Linked DNA regions of Homo sapiens: region 1 is linked to region 2. A link is a loop called in an ENCODE intact Hi-C map of the cell type or tissue named here. Cell type or tissue: heart left ventricle. All regions are shown on one strand. Each heading gives the region's core, and the rest is flanking DNA. Links, peaks and the distances in the headings are about the cores only. Region 1 has its middle 21 kb from the start of ADCY7. Region 2 holds the start of LOC124903785 (small nucleolar RNA U13).

Region 1 (15,853 bases), core at 4,258-12,257, 110 kb before region 2:
TTTAATTGGCCGGGTGTGATGGCTCACGCCTGTAATCCCAGCACTTTGAGAGGCTGAGGCGGGTGGATCACTTGAGATCAAGAGTTCGAGACTAGCCTGGCCAACATGGTGAAACCCTGTCTCTACTAAAAATACAAAAATTAGCTGGGTGTGGTGGCACGTGCCTGTAATCCCAGCTACTCAGGAGGCTGAGGCAGGAGAATCGCTTGAACCTGGGAGGCTGAGGTGGCAGCGAACCGAGATCACACCACTGCACTCCAGCCTGAGTGACAAAGACTCTGTCCCCCCCCCAAAAAAAAAAAAAAAGAATTTCTGCTGTAATTTCTATTCTTTGGAAAAGTCTTTTCTCGGGGCTGGGGTTCTCCCTGTGTTGCCCAGGCTGGCCTCGAACTGCTGGGCTTAAGTGATCCTCCTGCCTCGGCCTCCTAAGTAGCTGGGATGACAGGCATGTGCCACCACACTCAGCTCAGTAAGTGCATTATGAGATGTACTATGTTTACCAGTTTGGCTTAGGAATGCAATCTTTGACTTTGAAGTTGGAAGAATTTCACCTTTTAACCTTTCAAGTAAAATGCTTTATATTTCTTGCTTGTCTAAAGAAACCATGTTAAACCCAAACTAATAATCTAATAATTCATTTGAGAAGTAGTATAAATTTGTGTGTGTGTGTTGCAGAAGACCTTTTTTCTTGTATTGTAAATTGACAATATATAATTATGTATGTGTGTGCAAGTGCATGTGTGTGTTAAAGCAAGTAACTACTATTTGAAAATGTGAGAGTAAAATTTTGTTGAAGAGGAACCATCCAACGCACAGCTGAGACTAGAGGTAAAAATGCCTTAATGTTTAATGTCAACATTAAAAGGAAAGGAGAGAGTTATTAAAAGTAGCAAGTGGCTTATTTAAATGGTGTATCAATTTTCAAAAGAGTTATTGCTCAATTTAGATTGTAAACCACTTTGGTACTTAAATCACTCAACAGGTGGCCTCGGGAATGTGGCTTTCCACAGCACCCTTCAAAATAGTCACAAGGTGGGTTACGCCACACATCTTTGTTTTTAAGAGTCCAATTTAAGAAAATTGTGCTTTCACGTGCCAGACATCAGTGCCTAAGATGTCTCTGCAGGGAGATGTGAGGTTAGCAGGTGGCACAGGGAAGCCTGTTGAGACAGGTGCTTAAGCAACACGGCAGGGCACAGGGAGGGCTGCAGAGGTGCTGGGGAGGTGGGCTGGGCCCTGCCAAGACAGGTGAAAGCAGGTGGATAGGACTAGGGCACCAGTTTTGTCACAGTTTAAACACAAATAGTGTTTTATTTTATTTTTTTTAAATAGATAAGTCTGGCTGTCTTGCCCAGGCTGCAGTTCAGTGGCTATTCATAGGTGCTATCATAGCACACTATAGTCTGGAGATCCTGGGCCCAAGCCATCCTCCCACCTCAGTCTCCCAAGCAGCTGGGACTACAAGCACTTTGTCCCCCATCCCTCCTTCTACTTTCCCCCTTTTCTAAGGCAGCTATTTCCAACTTTTTGTGTTTTTCTGAGGTGCTGTGTTTACCTCCATGTCTCTAAATAATAGACCTCTATTGCCACGTCTTGATTCTTGATTTTTAGTTCTTGAAATTGTGTTGACTTCCTGCCACCCCTGAACTGCTTCTGTGCCCTAGCCTCCCAATAGAGTTAAAATGAATTTCGTTTAGCTCAATAGTCAGTGTTCACATTATAGTGACTGTGTAAGGGCTGTTCTTATCAACTGAGCTGTGTAATATTTCTTTATTTATCATTTTAAATTTTTTTTGAGGCAGGGTCTTGCTCTGTTGCCCAGGCTAGACTGCAGTGGTGCAATCAAGGCTCACTGCAACCTCAACCTCCTGGGCCCTAGTGATCCTCCCTGCCTCACTGTCTGATTTTTTTTGTTTTTTGTTTTTTGGTTTTTTTTTTTTGAGACAGAATCTTGCTCTGTCGCCCAGGTGGGAGTGCAGCAGGGTGATCTCAGCTCACTGCAACCTCCGCCTCCTGGATTCAAGCAATTCTCCCTCCTCAGCCTCCTGAGTAGCTGGGATTACAGGCATGTACCACCATGCCCAGCTAATTTTTGTATTTTTAGTAGAGATGGGGTTTCACTATATTGGCCAGGCTGGCCTCAAACTCCTGGCCTCAAGTGATCCACCCGCCTTGGCCTCCCAAAGTGCTGGGATTACAGGTGTGAGCCACTGTGCCCAGCCTGAACTGTGTAATATTTCTTTTTCCGTGCAAGTTCTTTTTGTTTTTCCTGAGTTTTTCTTTTCCATGTTGTTTACTAATTCCCCCTAAACTATGCCAATGTTCTAAGCCCCTCCAAATGCTTAGCACATAAGGTATTTTATCACTGTCATCTTCTCAGAGGCACTTGTCCTGGAGTTTCTGGCCAGCTGTGCCCAGCACACAAACTTCATCCTAAATGACGCTTTTCTTCCATGCATCCCATGGGGCAGCTCCTCTCCTATGTGTCTTATGTTTCCCTCTTTCTTGATAAACTGTTTCCTTTCATTGGTGCTCATCCCCCAGTAGCTTTCTGGAAGCGTGCAGGCAGTAGACATCCGAAAATATTTTTGTTCTTCATTTACACTCAATTGTTAGCTTGGCTGGATATAGAATCCTGAGTTGAAAACATCTTTCCTCCAGAATTTGAAAACATTGCTTCATCACTCCCAGCGTTGTTGTGAGAAGTCTAAAGCTAGTTGTAACCTTTCTTTTTGAAACTTTTGGGATCTCCTCTTTGTGTTCTGAAATGTCACTATTATGAAAGTTAGGCGAGTCTGTTTTCATCTACTGCACTGGGAACTTGATGTGATGGGGCATCTGATGTGGTACTGCATGTCCTTCAGTCCTGGGAAACTTCTGGAATTATTTTTTCCCCTCCTTTCTGTTTTCTCAGGAACTCCATAACTATTCAGGTATTGCATCTCCTGAACTGATCCTCTCATTTTAGCTTTTCTTCTCTATTTTCCATCTCTGACTTTTTGTTCCACTTCCAAACTTTCTGTTGTTTTTAAATTTCTGTTATCATGTTTTTACTTTCCAAGTCCTTTTCTTGGCCCCAGATGTTCCTTGTTAAAAAAAATAGTATCCAATTTTGTTTCCTAGTTACAATATAGGTTTGGAATCTCTGAGGATATGAATGGTATCATTTTGTTAGGTTGTTGTCTACCTGCATAGTCCCTGTTAGCTTTTTTCTCATTTGTTGTTTTGGACTCTCTGTGGGGTTGAGGCTGTCCATGGATTTCTGGTGATTCCTGGTTACCTGCACATATTTAAGAGCTGGGGGGAAGCTCTGTCAATCAATATGGCTAAGTCAGTGGTGTGCTTCTGTAAGAATTAGCAGGCTGTGGGGTTCCCCAAAGAATTCCTCCAGCCTGGGGGTAAGGCTCTGGGCCACCAACATCCTGGGAGCTGAGGGTGGAAGAGGGCTAGTGTGAGGTGGGGGGAGGCGTGTGTCCCAGCCTTCCATGTGAATTTGCCTTTAAAGTTTTCCTGTTTTCAGTTGGGTAGCCCTGCCCACAGCTGGGCTTGGTGTTCCCCAATTCAGAGACTGTCTATTTTACCTTCTTCCAGAGAAAAGGCTTACCGGTTCCTGCTGGGGTAGGGGAAGGACTGGCACTCTTAGCTGCTTCTTAAATTTTCTTTTTTTTTTTTTCTTTTGAGATGGAGTTTCACTCTGTTGCCCAGGCTGGAGTGCAGTGGCATAATTTCAGCTCACTGCAACCTCTACCTCCTGGGTTGAAGCAATTCTCCTGCCTCAGCCTCCTGAGTAGCTGGGATTACGGGCATGCACCACCACACCCGGCTAATTTTTGTATTTTTTTTTTTTTTTTTTTAGCCGAGATGGGGTTTCACCATGTTGGCCAGGCTGGTCTTGAACTCCTGGCCTCAAGTGATCTGCCCGCCTCAGTCTCCCAAAGTATTGGGATTACAGGCATGAGCCACCTGGCCTTCTTCCCTTTTCTAATTAGAAATTATGGTTGAGCGCGGGGCCTCACACCTGTAATCCCAGCACTTTGGGAGGCCAAGGTGGGTGGATCACCTGAGGTCAGGAGTTGGAGACCAGACTGGCCAACATGGTGAAAACCCATTTCTACTAAAACTACAAATATCAGCCAGGGGTGGTGGCGGACATCTGTAATCCCAGTTACTCCGGAGGCTGAGGCAGGAGAATCGCTTGAACCCAGGGAGGTGGAGGTTGCAGTGAGCCAAGATCGTACCACAGCATTCCAGCCTGGGCAACAGAGAGACTCTGTCTCAAAAAAAAAAAAAAAAAAAAACCTCATGAGCAGTATTGCCTGTGCTTAGGCACTCACTGAGCTTCTGTCCTGTGGCGAGCACCACTGGAGGAAGTGTGGGAAAGCAGGGAGCTCTTCCTTCCTCGGGGACAGGCAGCAAGGACCATCTGGCTGAGGAGGCTAACGCCACGCTCTGCGTAGTGATGCATCAGGAGGCTGTAAAAGGACTGAAAGGACAGGCACCGCTCAGGAAACTTTTATATTCTCCTACTTGGCTGTTGTTCTCATTGCCTGGTGAAGGGCAGGATTAAGGTGGCCGAAATACATGACTGTTAGCTTCTGTTGTGGTTGATTTTAAATTTTTAAATCTTCTCGTTGCACAAGTGAAATAAAGCCCCAAACTCTTGCCCACCACAGAAAGTGACTCGGGCAACACATGCAGAGTGCCCTGGAGCAGTGGGCACTGGGCACTCATAAGTTAGGAGGGACCCCAGGTCACTGCGTTCTGGAGCTTATCAACACAGTGGATAATTAAAATCATAAACACGGCTGGGTGTGGTGGCTCATGGCTGTAATCCCAGCACTTTGGGAGGCCAAGGTGGATGGATCATTTGAGGTCAGGAGTTCGAGACCAGCATGGCCAACATGGTGAAATCCTGTCTCTACTAAAAATAACGAAAATTAGCTGGGCGTGGTGGTGGGCGCCTGTAGTCCCAGCTACTTGGGAGGCTGAGGCAGGAAAATCGCTTGAACCCGGGAGGTGGAGGTTGCGGTGAGCTGAGATTGCGCCACTGCACTCCAGCCTGGGAGACAGAGCAACACTCTGTCTCAATGAATAAATAAATCATTAAAATCACAAACACATTAGATGTGGACATCTGGAGACTTCCTCATCTGGACAGAGACATGCAACTTTCAACAGCAGCTCTTCCGTGTGCATTCAATTTCCCATGCATACTTCTCCACTCCAAAATTACTAACGTATTTTCTCTTATAGGTTTCATTTTCAAACACAAATATCTTTCCTCTATTAGTTTTTGTTTGTTTTTTTAAAAAGACAGGGATCTTGTTATGTTGCCCAGGCTGGTCTCAAACTCCTGGGCTCAAACGATTCTCCTGCCTTGGCCTCCCAATAGGTAGGACTACAAGCTCATGCCACTGCTGGTGTAAAATTTTTTTTAAATAAAAATTAAACGAATTTTTATTAAAAAAAATTTTTAGGCCAGGTGCAGGTGACTCATGCCTCTAATCCCACCCAGCACTTTGGAGGCTGAGGCAAGAGGATCACTTGTGCCCAGGAGTTTGAGACCAGCCTGGATAACATAGTGAGACCCTGTCTCTACAAACAAACAAAATAACCAGATGTGGTTCTGTGTGCCCATGTCTCGCTATGTTGCCCAGGCTAGGGTGCAGTGGTGCGATCACCACTCACTGCAGCCTCCACCTCCTGGGCTCAAGCGATCCTCCTGCCTCAGCCTCCCAAGTAGCTGGGACCACAGCCACGTGCCACCAGTTTATCCAGCTGTGGCTTTAAAAAAAAAAAAGGCGCCATTCCTTTTCCTTTCTGATTTGAAGTGCCATCCTTGTCACAAATTAAACTCACCTGGATTTTAAAAATACTGCATATTCCCAGACCCACCCAAGGACCAGAATCTCTGGGAATGGGACTCCAGCCTTATTTGGAATCCAGTGCCTTAGAGCCTTGCTACCCAGTCTGCCAAGGACCAGCAGCATCAGCGTAACCTGGGAGTGAGACAGAAGTTAAGTCTCAGTACGGACCCAGTTCTGCTGAATTCGAAACTGAGTGGAGCCCAGCCATGTGTGCCTTCACCAGACCTCTGGGTGAGTCCGTTGCTGGTTACCATTTGAGAATCCCCTATTGAGGACTGAGTATCCAACGGGGTGATCCCGCTGACAGGTCCACAGTGGCGATGAGGACCATGGGGATGATGGATATGTCCCGAAGGTTCTGATGGGAGCAGTTATGCAGGCACGGTGTATAACTCACTTTCTCCAGCTCTGTTTTCCTGTCTGCTGTCAGGAGACTTGCTCATAGATTTGCGTGAAGATGACACACAGATGACGGGCTGGGAAGTCATAGCACTGTTCCACACACCGGAAAGGGCTGAGGGCTCCTGGCTTGGAGAGCACTGAGTGTGGGTCCCAGCAGGACCCTCCCTCCATAGCTGGCTCCGCTCCCCTCTCTCTTTCCAGGGCTGACCTTGGCAGAGGTCACCGTGACCCTGAGGCACTGGCTGTTCTGAAGGCCTTGGGGAAACAGGTGGGTTTCTTCGTTTTCAAGGTTCTGCTAAAGGGGTGGGGCTGCCGGGGGTGGGCGGTGCTTTCGGAAGCTGGCTCTGCTGATGATCCTATTACCTTTCTTCACTGCTGCCGGGATTCCCATTACCGGCGCAGGGAGGCCCCAGCTGCTCAGATCTTCCCGGGTGAGCCCTCAGGATGCTGCAGTGACCCGGCCAGGGCCCTCCACGGGGAGGCCGATGAGTAGTGGAGTCGCACCGGCCCAGAGAGCCAAATGCCACCATGCTTGATGCCCGGGGGCTGCACGAGCCCAGAGGAGCTGCCTGACCAGCGCGGGAAGCCGAGAGGGCTTGCTGCTGCTGGGATGTAAGTCTCAGGTGGGACCTCTCTGTGGCCATCTGGAGTGGAAATCAGAGGCTCCACCTTCCAGCCTCGGCCATCTGATTTCTCAGCATGGTTTCAACGTGGGTGGCCTGAGGCTGGGTTCCAGGCCCACCGCGGGGGGCAACGCCCTCCCACACCAAGATCTCTCCCCTCTAGGGTGAGCCGGGGTAGCAGGCTCCAGGATTCCACCATAGGTTCCCAGTAGATCAGCGTTTCTGCTACCTGTTTGTCATAGATTTCCTCCGTGCTTGTTAAACTACAGACTCTCTGGCCCTTTCTATGAAGACCTGCTAGGGCCTTGGGGGTCGGACCTGAGAAATCGGCATAACAGGTGCTTCTGTAACCCCTCTCAGTGAAGTGGGAACCCCCAATTCCTGGGTACCAGGGAGCTTTAGACCAGTGGGAAAGGGCGGGATTCATGGGGGTCTGCGAGTGAGAAATGCCCTCGTAGACTTGATTACTCCTGCGGACGACCTCCTCTGCCCCTCCCAGGGTGACTCACAGGAGGCTTTCTTGCTCACCCTGTCTGAGTTTCTTGGAAACAGAGCAGATTTTTTTTCTGCCAACACTGGGGCCCCACCCTGGGTTGCAGGGATCACAACGAGGTTACAACACCTACTTTCTGAGGACACCTACAGGGGTGGTCGCTGTCATCTCCCGCCCCTGAGCCCTGCCATAGGAGGTTAAGGCCTGAGTGAGACGTAAGGCGGGACCAAAGCTCCCCCGGCTTGGGAGGAGGGCACTGGCCCGCCGTCTGTGGATCCTTCCAGAAACACGGGCGCTCCTGCAGGGGGAGGGGAGGCCTGGGGCAGAAACACTGGAAGAGTTTGCTAGAAAGTGTTTCCCTCTGGGGGTGGGGCCGGCCTGGCGCTCCCCAGCACGTGCGCGCGGTACCTGGAGAAGGTCCTGCTGGGACGCCTTTCCTTCCTGCGGCGCCCCGAGCTTGCCCGGCCGCTCCCTCCCGCGGCAGCGCCTTTCCCACGGTTCTAGGGGAGCTGGGGTGGGGTGGGGTGGGGTGGGGCGGGGCGGGGACAGCTGCGCTTGCAGGGTGGACGCGGCCTCCTGGGCGCCCCCCAGCCCCCAGCCCCCCGCCCCGGCTCCCGCCCCCGCGCCCCAGGCCTGGGACACGCGGCCAGCGGGGGGCGCCTGCGGCCGCTCCTCCTTCCCCGCCCGCGGTGAGTGCCGGGCCAGCCCGCTGCCACTGGGGCGGCCACTCGGGCGGCGGTGGAGCGGGAGCGCGCAGCAGGTGAGCGCGGGGCGCGGGGGAGCGCGGCGGGCGGGCCGGGGATGCGCCCGGGGTCGGGGGTGCCCGTGGCCGCTGCCCCTCTCCGCGCGGTCCCCACACAGGCGGGCGGGTGGCCCCTCTCCCGGCCCGCCCTTCCCCGGCCTCGCGGGTGCCCGGCGGTGGCGGCTCCTGCCCGGGTGGGTCGGAAATGCTCCGAGACCCCTCCCTCGGGCCACGACCTCCTCCCTTAGGCACGGCCAGGAGACGCTTCCCAGACGCTGCCCCAGCTGGCGCCCGCTTTCCGATAACAAGACTGAGACTCGAGGGAGGCCGCCCGGCCCCAGACCCCTGTGGTGGAGCCCGACTGGCTTAGGGCACAGAAGGGGGCTGGCTCGGGGCGGCGGGGCCTGTTGGAAGCAAACACTGCACAGGGTAGCAGCCTCTGTGGGCGCAGGACCGGGCTGTGGGTCTGCAGCGCTCCCGCCGGAGCCAGCAGCGAGCAGGACCCCTCGGTGGCCAAAGGGGACCAGGGTCCAGGGGAGAGTGAGCCAGGCCCGGCCCCTGCCTCGGACCCCAACCGGGAAACCCAGATGCCTTGCACATGAGGAAGTGACAATGGGAGCCGACCCCGGGTAGGGGAGAGAGGCTGGAGCCTCTCCATGGATTGGAGTTGTTCCCTTTACTGGTTTATGTCTCAGGTCCCCTCCCTCAAAGGCCAGGAACTCCTTTCTGAGTCCCAGAGCTGAAGCTGGAAATGACCACGTGGGCGCCGTGGACAGAAGTAGAGCCCTTAAAATGAGGAACAGGATACCCTGTGTGGTCGGCTGAAGCCCCCTCGGGCCTGGTCCAGAGTGATGCTCCAGAGATTGAATGAATGAATGAATGAATGAATGAATGCATGACCAACAGGACTGTAGTGAACTCCGGGTGAGGCTACAGCTGTGGGGACTTAGGCAGGGGCTTTGGGCCCTGAGAGGAGGGGGTTCTCAGGTTCAGTGAATGCCTTCAAACGTGGGCAGGTGCCCTTGTAGAAGGGAGTTTGTGGGCTGTGGAGCTGGGGACAGGCTGTGGGGAGGGGTCAGACTCCAGGTCTATGGGGGGACCCCACAGGAGTGGCTGACTGGGCCTGGGGAGCAGAGGTGAGAACCCTGCATGGTGAGTTGGGTCCATATGCGGAGGCAGGATTTTTTTTTTCTTGAAACAGGGCCTTGCTCTGTCCTCCAGGCTGAAGTGCAGTGGCACAATCATGGCTTACGGCAACCTCCACCTCCCAGGCTCAGGTGATCCTCCCACCTCAGCCTCCCGAGTAGCAGCTGGGATTACAGGTGTGCGCCACCACGCCTGGCTAATTTAGTAATTTTTTTTTTTTTTTTTTTTGGTGGACGCATGGTCTCACTATGTTGTCCAGGCTAGTCTTGAACTCCCGGGCTCAAGTGATCCTCCTGCGTCAGCCTCCCAAAGTGCTGAGATTACAGGTGTGAGCCACTGTGCCCAGCCTTTCTTTCTTTCTTTCTTTTTGACTCCTGATTTTATGATTCAGTTTCTTTTCCATCTGAAGCAGTCTTCTGTGGCTGGGAGCCTGGCTTCGCAGGACCAGGTGTTCTAAAGCTGCCTCTCCTCTGCTCGTTCGGGATCCCCAGGTGCTGGGTCCTCTTCCCTCAGCAGCCACACAGGCCCTAAGTGCCCTTGGGCTTAAAAGAGTGGGTACTTTTGGGCTTTTTACAGAGGAGAGCAGGGAGAGCTGAGGCTGCTGAGCCCTCCCAGGGAGCCCTCCAATTTCCCAGGCCCTTACAAAGCCCCTGCGTATCCCTTGTATCTTTAATCATAAGTTAGGCAGGACCCAAACGACCAGTCCCATTTGCAGATGAGAAAGCGGAGGTCCTCACAGGTCTGGTAGCAAGGAGCCGGGCTGTTCTCATGTGTTCTTGGTGGAGCTGGTTTGGGTCCACATCAGCGAGCCTGAGCTCCATCCCTAAATGCAGAATCAAGTGGGCCTGGTGAGTGCCCGACCACGGGCAGCACACATTCCCTGCCCTTGCCCCGCCCACCTCTCCCTCTTCCTGTTCGTACCCCATACCCAGAAGAGCCCTGGGGCTTTGCTCCTGACCCCCACCTCTTGGAGCCCCCTTCTTGATGGGCACAAAGGAATGTTGCTGATGGAGAGGGGCCTATGTCCCCTCCTCCCCATCCCTGCTGAATCCAGCAAGGGGTGGCCTGTGTCTGGGCAGGAGGCAGAGAGCTGAGTTAGGCATGGGCCCTGCCATGGCCAGTAGGGGAGACCAAGTGGATGCACTTTGACGCCAAACACTCACACTGCAGGCAGGCTAGGCTGTGCTTTTGCGCATTGAAGGGTAGGCAGGGGCCGTTACTTTTTACAGATACCCTGTATAAAAATTTAGGGTATCTTTGGGGGAGTTCGTGGACAGATCATTTTCTTATTTAGTCGTGCTTTCTGTGTTTTCAAAATTGTCGGCAATGAGGAAGAAAAGCAAAACTTTATTCCCTTTGTGTTTGCTCTGGTAAATTTTCAAGAGCAGTTCTGCTGCATCTGAATCTTAGAATTGGGTTTGCAAGATGAGGTCTGGAGGCTGATGCCAGTTTCTGAATTTGACAGGATATCACGTGGTGAGGTTCCAGGATTTTGAGGTATTTCAGTACACAATAGCCTCACAGCCTAACAGAACGGCCTGGGACTCAGGTGGACGATACCCTTTTGGTCGGTGGCAGAGCTTCATGTCACCTCTTCCGCTGTGTGTCTGCTGGGATCTGTGGCTCATGGCGGTTGGGAAGCTATCTGGGTCCTGCCTCCTCTTCCCAGATACTGCAGACTGTGTGTGGCCCCCTTGAGTGCTTTCTGCTCTCTGCGTAAGAGCCTGCACCACTCCCACCTCCCAGGCCTTGCCCTTTGCTGTGCCTTCTTCCTGTAAGCCTTCCAGCATGGTCCTATTGTGTGTCTTAGCAAGTACTCAGGCTCTGGCCTGGCGCAGCGGCTCACACCTGTAATTCTAGCTCTTTAGGAGGCTGAGGCAGGCAGATTGCTTGAAGTCAGGAGTTTGAGACCAGCCTGGCCAACATGATGAAACCCCGTCTCTACTAAAAATACAAAAATTAGCCAGGCATGGTGGTGTGTGCCTGTAGTCCCAGCTACTTGGGAGGCTGAGGCATGAGAATTGCTTGAACTCAGGAGGCAGAAGTTGCAGTGAGCCGAGTTAGCGCCACTGCACTCCAGCTTGCTCTGGGCGACAGAGCAAGACTCCGTCTAAAACAACAACAACAACAACAACAACAACAAAACCAAAGTACTCAGGCCCCTCTTAGACAGTTGACCTCATGGGTTCCCCCTGAGCCCTGGTCTGTGGGTTAGGGATGTGGCCTGCAGGTGATTATGACTTCAGGCTCTGCCTTTTGGACCTGGACATTTGGGCCTCGACTATACTGTAAGGGGAGAACATGGCAGGCACTCCTGGCCCCAGCCCTCTAAGGCCCTCGTTATCGCCCAGTTTGCCAGGAGGTGGGGAGGCTCCTCTGCAGGTAAGCACATTCTTTCTCTGGAAATGGCTATGTGGGGCCCTGCTGGGGGAGGTGGTGGGCATCTGGCCAGGGCCATTGCCAGGTGTGGGGAGCGGGCAGCCTGCGGCCCAGCCCATGTGTGCACAGGAGGGTGCTCCTTCAATTAATGACCACCTGCTGAGTGAGGTGCCTTGAGCAGCTGTTTGCAGAGGGAGCCCCTGTTCAGTTAACAACAAAGGTCTTTCTTTGGAAGCTCTTGGGCCTGGAGGACAAGAGCAGCACAAGCTCTAAAGAGAGTCCCCTGGGCTTGAGTCCCAGCTCAATGTTTGGTAGCTGTGTGACTTTGGGCAAGTGCTTCAACCCCTCTGAGCCTTCAGTTTCTCACTTATACAATGCGGACAGTAAGAGTGCTTATCTCAAAGGCCAAGGATTTAACCTCCAGGTTAAAGGACACTGAAGAGAGGTGACAACAAAATGAATTGGCCGGGTGGGGTGGCTCACGCCTGTAATTCCAGCACACTGGGAGGCCGAGGCGGGCGGATCACTTGAGCTCAGGAGTTCGTGACCAGCCTGGCCAACATGTTGAAACACCATCTTTCCTAAAAATACAAAAAATTAGCTGGGCATGGTGGCTTGTGCCTGTAGTCCCAGCTACTTGGGAGGCTGAGGCAGGAGAATCGCTTGAACCCGGGAGGCGGAGGTTGCAGTGAGCCGAGATCACGACACTGCACTCCAGCCTGGGGGACAAAGCAAGACTCTATCTCAAAAAAAAAAAAAAAAAAAAAAACCTAAAATGCAGTATGTGGCCAGGTGCAGTAGCTCACATATTTAATCCTAGCACTTTGGGAGGTTGAGGTGGGTGGATCAGGAGTGTGAGACCAGCTTGGACAATGTGGTGAAACTCTGTCTCTATTTTTAAAAATAAACAATTTTAAAACAAATTTTAAAAATGCAGTATGTGAGCATATGGTGGGAAAAAAGGTATAAAGCACATCAGTGGGATGGTTGATAAAATTGGGTATGGGCTGTAGATTAAAGTATTGTATCAACATTAAATGATCTGATAACTGTTTATATGAGCCCTTGATCTTTGGAAATTTGCAAGGCTAAAGAGGCACAGGGTAAATGTATAGATATAGAATGAGGCAAAATTGTACAAATAGGCAAATCTGGATTAAAAAGTATAGAATTCTTTGTACTTATCACTTCTGAAAGTTTTTTGAAAGTATTTCAAAATACAGCTTTAAAAAATGCCTGTCTTGCCAGGTGAGGTGGCTTACACCTGTAATCCCAGCACTTTGGGAGGCCAAGGTAGGAGGAACGCTTTAGGCCAGGAGTCTGAGACTAGCTTGAGCAACATAGCAAGATTCTGTTTCTTCCCAAAAAAAGAAAAAAAAAATTGCCAGGTGTGGTGGCACACGCCTGTGGTCCCAGCTACTCCAGAGGCTGAGGCAGGAGGATCACTTGAGCCCAGGAATTTGAGGCTGCAATGAGCTATGATCACTCTACTGCCCACTAGTTTGGGTGATAGAGCGAGACCCTGATTTAAAAAAAAAAAGAAAGAAAAAGAAAAAAAAGCCTGTCTTATGAGATTGTGGTGTGATGAAATGACATTACTTCCCGGTACTTAAAACAGCCTCTGGCACTCATCGAGCATTAGCTGTTATTGTTGCTGCCGCTTTTTGTTATCTTTAGTATGGGCAACGTGTGTCCCATCTCCTGTTGCCATGATCCTGAGGGGCAGGCCTTGTTTCTCCACTTTACAGATGACACAGTTGAAGCCCAGAGAGGTGAAGTGGCTTGCTCAGGACACCGCAGAGGCCAGGGCCGTGGGAGGAGGACTGCAGAAGTGCTTAAAGTTTATTTTGAATTAATCATCAACATTTGAAAACCACAAGATTTTTACATAAAGCCTAGATTTCTAGTTTCTTTTGCCAACTTAGAAGGCCTGTACCCCTGGCCACGTTGCTGCATGGCAGCTACCGGTGGAAGCTCGGCAGGGTGGCGCCTCACCCAGAGCTCGGGCCTCCAGTGTGCCCCAGTCCCCACCTAGCCAGCCAGCCTTGCCTGTCATTGTCCCCGCCTGGCCTCCGGGGGCTCCCAGTTCACTGTCCTAGGAAGTGATCGCAGGGTGCTGGGCCACAAAGCTTGGGTTCTCCCCTTCCCCGGCCTGCTCCCCCACGCAGAGGGCATAGCATTGCACTGCCTTGACTCAGCCAGTATTTGAGCACCTGGTGTGTGTGGGCAATGGCTGGGGGCTTCAGGCGAGGAGGAAGAGGAGCTGAAGCTTTGGGGCTCCAGCCTGCTCTCCTGTCACAGTCCCAGGCCTCTGTCCATCCCTCCTGCAGCCTCAAATGTGTGCCTGGCCCTGAAGAAGGGGTGCGGGGTGGCTCGCTGACCACGCCTTGAGGACGGTGCAGGAGGAGCCCCCGGGCTGCTGTTTTTTTTCCTTTTTGGGTGTATGTAGGCAGGCAGTCCTTTCTCTGTGCCGAGCCTCTGGTTCTTCCTATGTGAGATGGGGCTAGACCACCTTCCTGGAGGGTGGGTGGAAGCAGGAGGAATGGGACTTGTCAGTGTTGAGCAGGGCTGAGCTCTGCACACATGATTGACATGATGGTTTCATTCCAGTGCTTGGCTTCTAATGCCACTGGTCCCCCGCCAGCCTGGCTTCGGGGCCAGCAGGAATGGGTTGAGCAAAGGCTGGCAATAGGCATGACCCAGGGTGTGGGGTGGAGGCAGCCACTGGGTAGGCATTGTTTGTGTGCCTGGGCAGGCATTGTTTGTGTGCCTGGGTAGGCATTGTTTGTGTGCCTGGGTAGGCATTGTTTGTGTGCCTTCGTAGCTGTGCCTTAAGGTCATCATCTCACAGAGGAGGGGACAGGCTCAGTGACGATGGCAGGAGCTCACCTTGGTGAGTTTGGTGTTCAACAGATGGGGAAACTGAGGCTCAGAGAGGTGAAGTGACCCTCAGAGGTCCCATGACCAAGCAATAGCAATGCTGGGACTAGAAGCCAGAGTTTCTGCCTCCTGGGCTAAGGCTCTGGGCTCCATTCCCAGGAGGAGGAAAAAGCTCGTTTCTTATTTTTAAATGGTTTTCATTTTTTAAAGTACAGAAACAATTCACATTTAGGTAATGAAAAATCAGAAAATATAAGTAATAAGGTGGGGAAAAAACTTCTTAATAGAATTGGAACTCGAAGTAACCCATTAACATATTGGTGTATATTCTTCCAGACTTCTTTTCTTTTTTCAACATATTACAAGAAAAAAAGTTGAGCATTACAACTTTCTTTATTGTCCTCTAAGGGGAGTTCTGTCTGCCCCAGGCTTTGGGTGTGGAGTTGGGGGTCAGGGAGGTTAAAGTGTTACAGACATCAGCAGCCCAGCCTTTGACACAGGAGGTGCCCTGCACGATTTTCTCTGTCCCCTGTTGCAGACATTTCGGTTGTTTCCAGCATTTTCGCAGTTAGAGAGCTGCACTAAACAGCCCGTAGCTAAGTCCTTGCATGTAGTGGGACTGTTTCTTTAGGGTAAATTAAAACGAGTCCATTTCTTTTTCTTTTCTTTCTTTTTTCTGAGATGGAGTCTTGCTCTGTCGTCCAGGCTGGAGTGCTGTGGCGCAATCTCGTCTCACTGCAGCCTCCGCCTCCTGGGTTCAGATGATTCTCCTGTCTCAGCTTCCTGAGTAGCTGGGATTTACAGATGTGTGCCACCATGCCCGACTAATTTTTGTGTTTTTAGTAGAGACATGGTTTCACCATGTTGCCCAGGCTGGTCTCAAACTCCTGGCCTCAAATGATCCACCCCTGCCGTGGCCTCCCAAAATGCTGGAATTATAGGTGTGAGCCACCGCACCCAGCCAAAAATGGGTCCGTTTCTTACCTTTGTGGTGCCCTCAGGCTGGACCCAGGTTTGTGGTGGGACCACGTCTGGGAGTGTGGAGGTCTTGGGCACTGAGCGCTTTCCACTGCCCACTCTTTTGTGGTCAGAGGATGAGACAGGGAGGGGCTCCGGGGGGAGGGCTTTGCCAGGAGTGTGTTCTAATGACGCCGCCCAGGCTGGCACTGGAAGCCTTTAAGCTCCTGTGGTGAGGTGGGTTGAGGTGGGGGTGGAGGCGGTGGTGTCTGCTGCTACATGCTGGTGGGGACTGGAGGCCAGAGCCTGGAGCCTCCTTTGCTTCCAGCAGGAGGGGACCTCAGGAAGAACTTGTGTGTGTCTC
Region 2 (8,000 bases), core at 1-8,000:
AGAATAACAGTAAAAATATGGTTTAAAAAATAACAACTTCTTTAAAAACATATTTACCATGTTGCTAGTCCCAGTGGTAGGCACTTGACATATTTTATATCGAATCCTCACAAAAGCCATCAAAGTGGTGGTATCCTCCACTACCGGAGGATACTGAGGCTCAGTGAGGTTGAAATTATCTATCCTGAGTCATGCATTAAATAAAAGAGTAGAAATCTGACTCAGGTCTATGTGAATCTGCCTTTGTTTTTCACAGCAGGATGCCTAAGCAGTGAGACTAAAAAATGACAACAAGCAAAAATACATAGTCAGGACCCATACATCAAAATGTGCGCTGTCCACAGGAGTTACCGTAACGGCAGCATTCACCCCTGGGTGGCCTCCTGCAGCTACCCTTTGGAGGAAATTATCTAACTCCTAGGTCAGTCATTTTAATACAGAGCCCCATCTAGTTTTGACCAAAAATGCTATTATCAAACTTGATCAACTAGATTTTTTATTTTTTAAACCAGGCTTAGCTCCTGGTAAGGATGAAGAATCATCCAATCACTAAAACTAATCAAAACAGTGTGGCTCTGGGTTCTAATTCCCAATGTCTTTAGACTAAGAAATACTTCCTGAAGTGTTTTTTCATTAAGACTTTGTTTCTAATTGACATATAATAATTGCACATATTTAGAGGGTACAGTGTGATGTTTCGACACATATATACTAACATACATATATACAAGGATACTTCGGTGTATCCTTGTATGTATGTATGTATGTATGTATAAGGTGTAATAATCAAATCAAGGTAATTAGCATATTTATCACCCCAAACACTTGTTATTTCTTTGGAATAAGAACATTCAAAATCCTTTCTTTTAGCTATTCTGATGTATATAATAAATGGTTGTGGACTGCTGTCACCTTACTGTGCAACAGAAGACCAGAGCTTATTCCTCCCATCTAACTGTAATTCTGTACCTGCTGACCAACCTCTACCTTTCCCTTGCCTCTGGTAACCACTGTTCTACTCTCTACTTCTATGAATCAACTTTTTAAGATCCCACATGAGTGAGATGATGTCATATTTGTGCCCTCACCATATTTTCTGTCTTCACATCAGATGGGTAATGTGCTGATGTTGTAACAAAGTTTGAGGGCGGTATATCTCACAAAGGAACATGAAAACCCAATCATTACACTTATGAACTACAAAAGGATCGTGCAGTATTTGTTCTTCTGTGTTTGGCTTATTTAACATGATGTCCTCTAGGTTCATCCATGTTGTTACAAATGATAGTATTTCATTCTTTTTAATGGTGGAATAATACTCCATTGTGTATACATACCACATTTTAAAAAATGCATTCATCCATTGATGGGCACTTAGACTGATTCCATCTTGGCTACTATGAATAGCACTGCAATTAACACAAGAGTACAGGTATCTCCTGGACATACTGATTTCATTACCTTTGGATATATACCCAGTAGCTGAATTGCTGGATCATATGGTAGTTCTATTTTTAATTTTTTAAGGAACTTGTTGTCCATAATGGCTATACTAATTTACATTTCCACCAACAGTATATACAATTTCCCTTTCTCTACCACATTCTTGCCAGCTTTGTTTTTTTTTTTTTTTTGTCTTTTGATAACAGGCATTCTAATTGGGGTGAGGTGATTTTGACTTGCATTTCTCTGATTATTAGTGATGGTGAGCATTTTTTCATATACCTGTTGGCCATTTGAATGTCTTCTTTTAATTAAGTCATTTCTTTTAAGGTGACATCATTAACCTACATTCTGGCCTTACGTTGCAAGAAAAACTCTAAGGCAGCCATGACATTTTACAGTCACACCTTGTAAATTGCAATGGAATACCCAATACCTATTCACTCCTTTCGGACAAGTAGTGAAGTAATGAACAAGTTATTTAAATATAAAGACTAGATGTAATTTTTCTCAAACACCAAAAAAGAAGAGAGATCAGTAAGTTCTTTTTTTTTTTTTTTTAGAAAAGATCTCATTCTGTTGCCCAGGCTGGAGTGCAATGGTGCTATCACAGCTCACTGTAGCCTCAACCTCTTGGGCTCAAGTGATCCTTCCACCTCAGTCTCTGGAGCTGGGACTACAGGTGTGTGCAACCACACTAGGATAATTTTTATTTTTTTGTAGAGATGGGGTCTCACTATGTTGCCCAGGCTGGTCTTAAACTCCTGGCCTCAACTGATCCTCCCACCTCAGCCTCCCAAAGTGTTGGGATTACAGGTGTGAGCTACTATACTCGGTTAACTTCTGATCTTAACTGCAAACCTGAACAGGCATTGAATACAGATTACATTAGAGAAAAATTATTTACAATGTGTTCTGGGTTGACTTAAGTTCAATACAATGAAAGAAAGTCCACTGTAAAAATGTATGATCTACAACCATAAACCCTTTGCAAATAATGGAAATATCTTTGAGCTGAAAATTTAAACTCTGAGTAGAGAGATATCAAAATAAATATATTTTATTTATTTATTTATTTATTTTTTGAGACGGAATCTTGCTCTGTTGCCCAGGCTGGAGTGCAGTGGTGCAATCTCGGCTCACTGCAAGCTCCATCTCCTGGGTTCACACCATTCTCCTGCCTCAGCCTCCCAAGTAGCTGGGACTACAGGCGCCCATCACCATGCCTGGCAATTTTTTTTTTTTTTTTTTTAAGTACAGATGGGGTTTCACCATGTTAGCCAGGATGGTCTCAATCTCCTGACCTCGTGATCTGCCCGCCTCGGCCTCCCAAAGTGCTGGGACTACAGGCGTGAGCCACCACACCCGGCCCAAAATAAATATTTTAATAAAGATTGAGTTATTCTTTTCCCTTTTAAGAACTCAACAGTAGCTTAATCTAGGCACTGAAATTTTTAGAACCAATTTCTGCATTTAAAAGAAGGCCATAATTCCTATTTATGGTGTTTTATTTTTTCTCCCATACTTAATAATTGCTAAACATTTGTGGCATGATAAGCATTGTACAAATACATAGAAGGTATTTCCATCTATTAGCAAAGTGGAAATATCTGTATTGTTTATTCCTGGCTTAAAGTTTTAACATCAGAAATTACTTTAGAGACAGAAATTTGTCATTAAAAGTATTATGTAACACCCTTCAAGTTGCCAGGGAAACAAACCAAATAAAGAATATCTAAAAGTTAGCCTAGCCTCTTGGAGTACTTCTGCTGCCAGGCAAAATATTTATCATTCACTTTAAAATCACGTATGTTTGGAGTTAGGCACAAATGTGGTTTGGATCCTACACATCTACCATTTTAATTTCTATGTTATAAAAATATTGGAAAAACATTTACCTCTGCAATTGTCTCATCAGTTGATTCAAAGCTTCTTGAAGGGGTGTCTGTTCTACTTCTAAAGCAAAGAAGAAGGGAAAAGGGTATTTTAAAAAGGAGTATTCTAGAGAGTATTATTTACTAGATCATTTTCTACAACCATTATTAAATATCTCATACAGAAATTCCATTTATCTTAAAAATATATTGAAGTTTGAGAGTATTAATCCAAAATTGAAGCTAATTTAAAGCTCTTATGCAGTTTGAGAGAAAAAACTTAAAAATTCAATCACAAAGCTCCAACTTAGAAGCTAAAACCCCACCATTTTCCTGAGCTATAATGATTTCAGCCTCCTCATTCAGGATAGTTAATTCAGAGTTATTCCAACCTTCTTGTTTGGCTAAAGAGCTTGTGAGAGGCTTCTCAGGAGGCAAGTCTAATCTCACAGGGGCGTGACACTGGAGATCTTTTTCTGCCTCATTCTCCACCCGGTCTCGATCTCGCTTCTTTTTATCCTCCTAAATGGAACAAAGGGAGATAATTTAGAAATATTTCAGAACCAATATCTTTAAATACATAAATCATTTTAAGGGGTAAAAAGACATCATTGTAAAGAAAATATTCTTAATAACAAGCTCAATGTACTTTACTGCCATCTACTGGAAAAGGAGAGAATAATACGTTCACGAAGGAAAAAACAAAGGGGGTCTCTATGCCAGAAATAACCAGTTAGAAAAACAATACTATCCAAAAAAGCAACATAGTGTATATAGAAATAAATCTAATAAAAGATACCCAAAACCTTTTGGGAAAAACTGTGAAACATTACTGAAGGTCACAGAAGGCCTGAATAAAGGAGATATACTATGTTCATGAATTCAGAGTCAATCCTCTCTCAAGTTATCAATACATTCGATGTAATGCCAATCGAAATTTAAAAACAAAAATTTCCATGGAATTCAACAAGCCAATTGCATTAATTTACCTCGAAGAGTGAACGATTAAGAACACAATAGTTTTGAAAAAGGTCAGAGTAAGATGATACGTCTTACCAGATATTATTTGTATAACGTGATAATAAGACAATGTGGGTCTGACACACAGACAAATAAGCCAACAGAAGAGATCAGAGCCCAGAAACAGACCCATGTACATAGAATAATCTTAGTATATCACAGAGGTGACATTATAAGTCAATGACAAAAGGGTGGTGCTGAGACAACTGTTACCTGAAAAGAGAAAATAGAATTTGAGCTCTACTTCATGCCATACACAAAAGTGAATTCCAGATAAAGACTTAAATGTACAAAGCAAAGCTTCAGAACTTCAGATAAAAGAAAAGCATCTTTAAGACCCAAGAGTAGAAAAAGACTTTCTTAAAAAGATATAAAATGAATAAATTTTAAAGGAAAACCTTGATAAATTTGATATTAAGTTGATAAATTTTGGTACCTCAACAAAATCCATGAACCAAGTTAAAAATCTAACGATAGACTGAGATAAAGTACTTGAAACACAACTTATAAAACATTAAGGATTCCATGAAGAGCATCTATAAATCTATGCAAAAAGGCAAAAAATCCAAAAAAGAAATAGATAAGTGATATCACAGGTAACTCACAGAATAAGAAATGTGAAATGTTGAGAACATGAGAACTAGCTCAAGCTCCCTAGAACTTGGGTAATTATAGATTTAAAAACTAGAAGGCATTTCGCCTCTCTTTGGCAACATTTGTCTGAAATGTCAAGTTTTGATAAAAATGTAGAGAAATGGGATTTTCATACCTTGCAATTGGGTGAATAGGAACAATCCTTAGCAGAGCAATTAGCAATATCTAGCAAAGCTAGCAAAGCCTTTAACCTACTTCTCAACTGCTACTCTCTGTGCATATACCAGAGAAATTTCCTGTCGTATGGTCTACATGGAGACTTGTAAGAGATTACTGCAGCATTGTTTAAAATAGTAAAAAATAGGAATAATCCAATGCCTATTAAAAGGAAAATAGATTAATAAATTGTGTCATATTTACATAACAGGTAATGTAAATGAGCTAAAATTGTATTGTATCAACATGGATAACATTCAGAAACAATGTCTGAAGAAAAGTTGCAGAACAATTACTGTTACAAGCTATGTATGAAAATGTGTAAGCATACATTGTTTACAGATGTATGCAGAACTTGTAATTATAAAAACATGCATGTGATATACACCAAATTCAGTACAGTGGTTCTATCAGAAGGAAAGACAGAAATGGGACTCTGAAAGGGTATAAGGGATCTCTGTCTGCCCTCTTCTTTCCTTAGGGGAAAAAAAAAATATATATATATATATACACACACACACACACATATATATATGGCTAAATGTTGAGATCTGTTAAAGCTGGATGGTTGGTATCAAGATGGTAGTTTTATTATTCTCTGTACTCTGCATTCTTAAAATTTAAATTCTGAAGTAAAATTGTCCAACAATGCCCATTTTATGCTCATCAAAATCAAGATTCTCAACAGGATCTTATGGACTCAAAAAGCTATTTTCTTGGCCTATGCCCTATTTTTTATTTCTAGTATCTACAGCAATGGTTCTCAAAGCATGGTCACCAGACTGGCAGCATCAGGATTATTTAGGATTTTGCAAGAAACAAAAATTTTATTTTGCAAGAAACAAAAATTCTTGTGGTTCGCAAGCTTTAGTGTGCATTAGAATCACCTGAAGGTCTCATTAAAAACACAGATGGCTGGGCCTTGTCCCTAGAATTACTGATCTGCAGGTATGGGGTAGAGACAGAGAATTTGTACTTTCTAACAAGTTTCCAGGCCATGTGGGTGTTGCTGGTACAGGGACCACACTTTGAGAATCACTGATCTAGAGCTCTGCACTCTATTTTCAGAATCCAAAGCACCTAATACAGAATATATGGTTGTTTTAAAAGTTCCAGAGAGCAGTTATAAACTGAACTCATGCTTGATCCCAGCTACCACTGTTAGTTGGTTAATGTATTTTTACCACCTCACAACATATTCTGTTGCAGTAATTCTTAACTTTGGAAAATTTTAAATCCTTCGTCCAGAAATACTGGTATGGATCTTGGTAGGCTGGCAAGTTTAGAAGATCCATTCTATGAAATAACAGCCACAGAGACACAGATTCCTTCCTATTAAATGTGACCTGTGAAGAAAGGACAGCTTGAGAGGCAGTATGCATTCTCCCAGGTAGAAAAAACTCATCCAGTGCCAGTGCCAAGAGTCTAGAACTGGGGCCAGCAAACTTTTTGGTCAACGACCAAACTGGGCCAAGTGCAGTGGCTCGTGCCTGTAATCCCAGAGCTTTGGGAGGCTGAGGCAGGTGTACCACTTGAGGCCGGGAGTTTGAGACCAGCCTGGCCAACAAAGCGAAACTCCATCTCTACTAAAAATACAAAAATCCGCTGCGGGTGGTGGTGCACGCCTGTAATCCCAGCTACTTGGGAGGCTGAGGCAGGAGAATCGCTTGAACCCGTAGGTAGAGGTTGCAGTGAGCCAAGAACGCATCACTGCACTCCAGCCTGGGCGACAGAACAAGACTCTGTCTCAAAAACAAAACAAATCAAAACAAAACAAAAACCCAAAACGGCCAAACTGTAAACATTTAGGCTTTGTGGCCCATTAAGTTCTGTCACAACTACTAAACTCTGCTTTTGTATTATAGTATGTGTTGTAGTATGAAAACCACCACAGATAAAATGTAAATGAATTAATTTGGTTGTGTTTCAATAAAAATTTATTTACAAAAACTGTTGGCCAACTTGCTAACCTATGCTCTAAGAGTCCAGCTTCATCCTTAAAACACTCTGCTGGCTGGATGCGGTGGCTCACCCCTGTCATCCCAGAACTTTGGGAGGCCGAGGTGGGTGGATCACTTGAGCTCAGGAGTTCGAGGCCAGCCTAGGCAACATAGCGAAATCCAGGAGTTTTGGTGTGCACCTGGAGTCCCAGCTACTTGGGAGGCTGAGGTAGGAGCATGGCTTGAGCCCAGGAGGTGGAGGTTGCGGTAAGTCGAGATTGCACCACTGCACTCTAGCCTGGGCAACAGAGCCAGATCCTGTCTCAAAAAAAAAAAAAAAAGAACAAAAAGAATAAAGTAAAAAACCACTCTGTGACCTTAGGCAATTCATTTACTCTCATCAGACCTCTTTACCACATGCAAGATGGAGATTTAACTGTTATTATTTATCTTACAGAGTTGATAAGATGGTCAATCATAAACTAGCCAAGTGGAAAAAGTACCAAAGGAGGGTATGTTTCTGAACTACCCCTACCTAGTATCTTTACCTAGTTATCCTGGTCTACCGTAACCACTTTATCATTCAGTAAAGCAAAAAGTCTTTGGGGCTAGGGAGTCCAAAAGAAAAAAAGAATATAAAAACATATGCTTGGAAACTACCCTAAACTGAATAGAGATATCATAGCATGTTATTTCCAGACTGAGAATCAGGAGATCTAGCTTCTAGTTCACCAGCATATGACTTTTAACAAGTTACCCCACTGTTTTAGTCTCAGTTTCCCATCTGTACAACACAAGGCTGTGATCTCTACAGGTCTCTCTCCACCTAAAATTCTGATTCCAACCTTTACATTTTCTTTTTCATAATTCAGAGTATGTTGCAGAATCTTGTTGTGAATGTCACTTATTAAAT

What was found. Peaks named below come from ENCODE experiments on the same cell type or tissue, not always from the same donor. Only the 100,000 strongest peaks of a DNase experiment are listed, where the experiment ranks them.
Region 1: it touches region 2 in a loop (2.5-fold over the local background); 36 of 110 quality-filtered maps call a loop at or near these places.

Annotation. Positions count from the first base shown.
Region 1 is chr16:50,238,059-50,253,911 of GRCh38, forward strand. It overlaps a transcript of ADCY7 not described here. Among named protein-coding and RNA genes, the nearest start is that of ADCY7, 21 kb to the right of the region's middle. RefSeq lists enhancers at 6,269-6,981, 6,982-7,693, 8,407-9,118 and silencers at 7,969-8,228, 8,249-8,488, 8,569-8,628. In heart left ventricle, for the core only: a CTCF peak has its summit at 8,016 (motif pointing right); DNase peaks (open chromatin) are centred at 7,708, 8,124 and 8,463; H3K4me3 peaks cover 1,976 bases; H3K27me3 peaks cover 2,103 bases.
Region 2 is chr16:50,351,084-50,359,083 of GRCh38, forward strand. It overlaps BRD7 (bromodomain containing 7), which reads right to left. Exons shown (of 17, transcript NM_013263.5): 3 at 3,710-3,839; 4 at 3,342-3,399. It overlaps LOC124903785 (small nucleolar RNA U13), which reads right to left and starts at 1,209; the gene lies at 1,106-1,209. In heart left ventricle, for the core only: a CTCF peak has its summit at 3,984 (motif pointing left); no DNase peak of the experiment used is centred there; H3K27ac peaks cover 383 bases.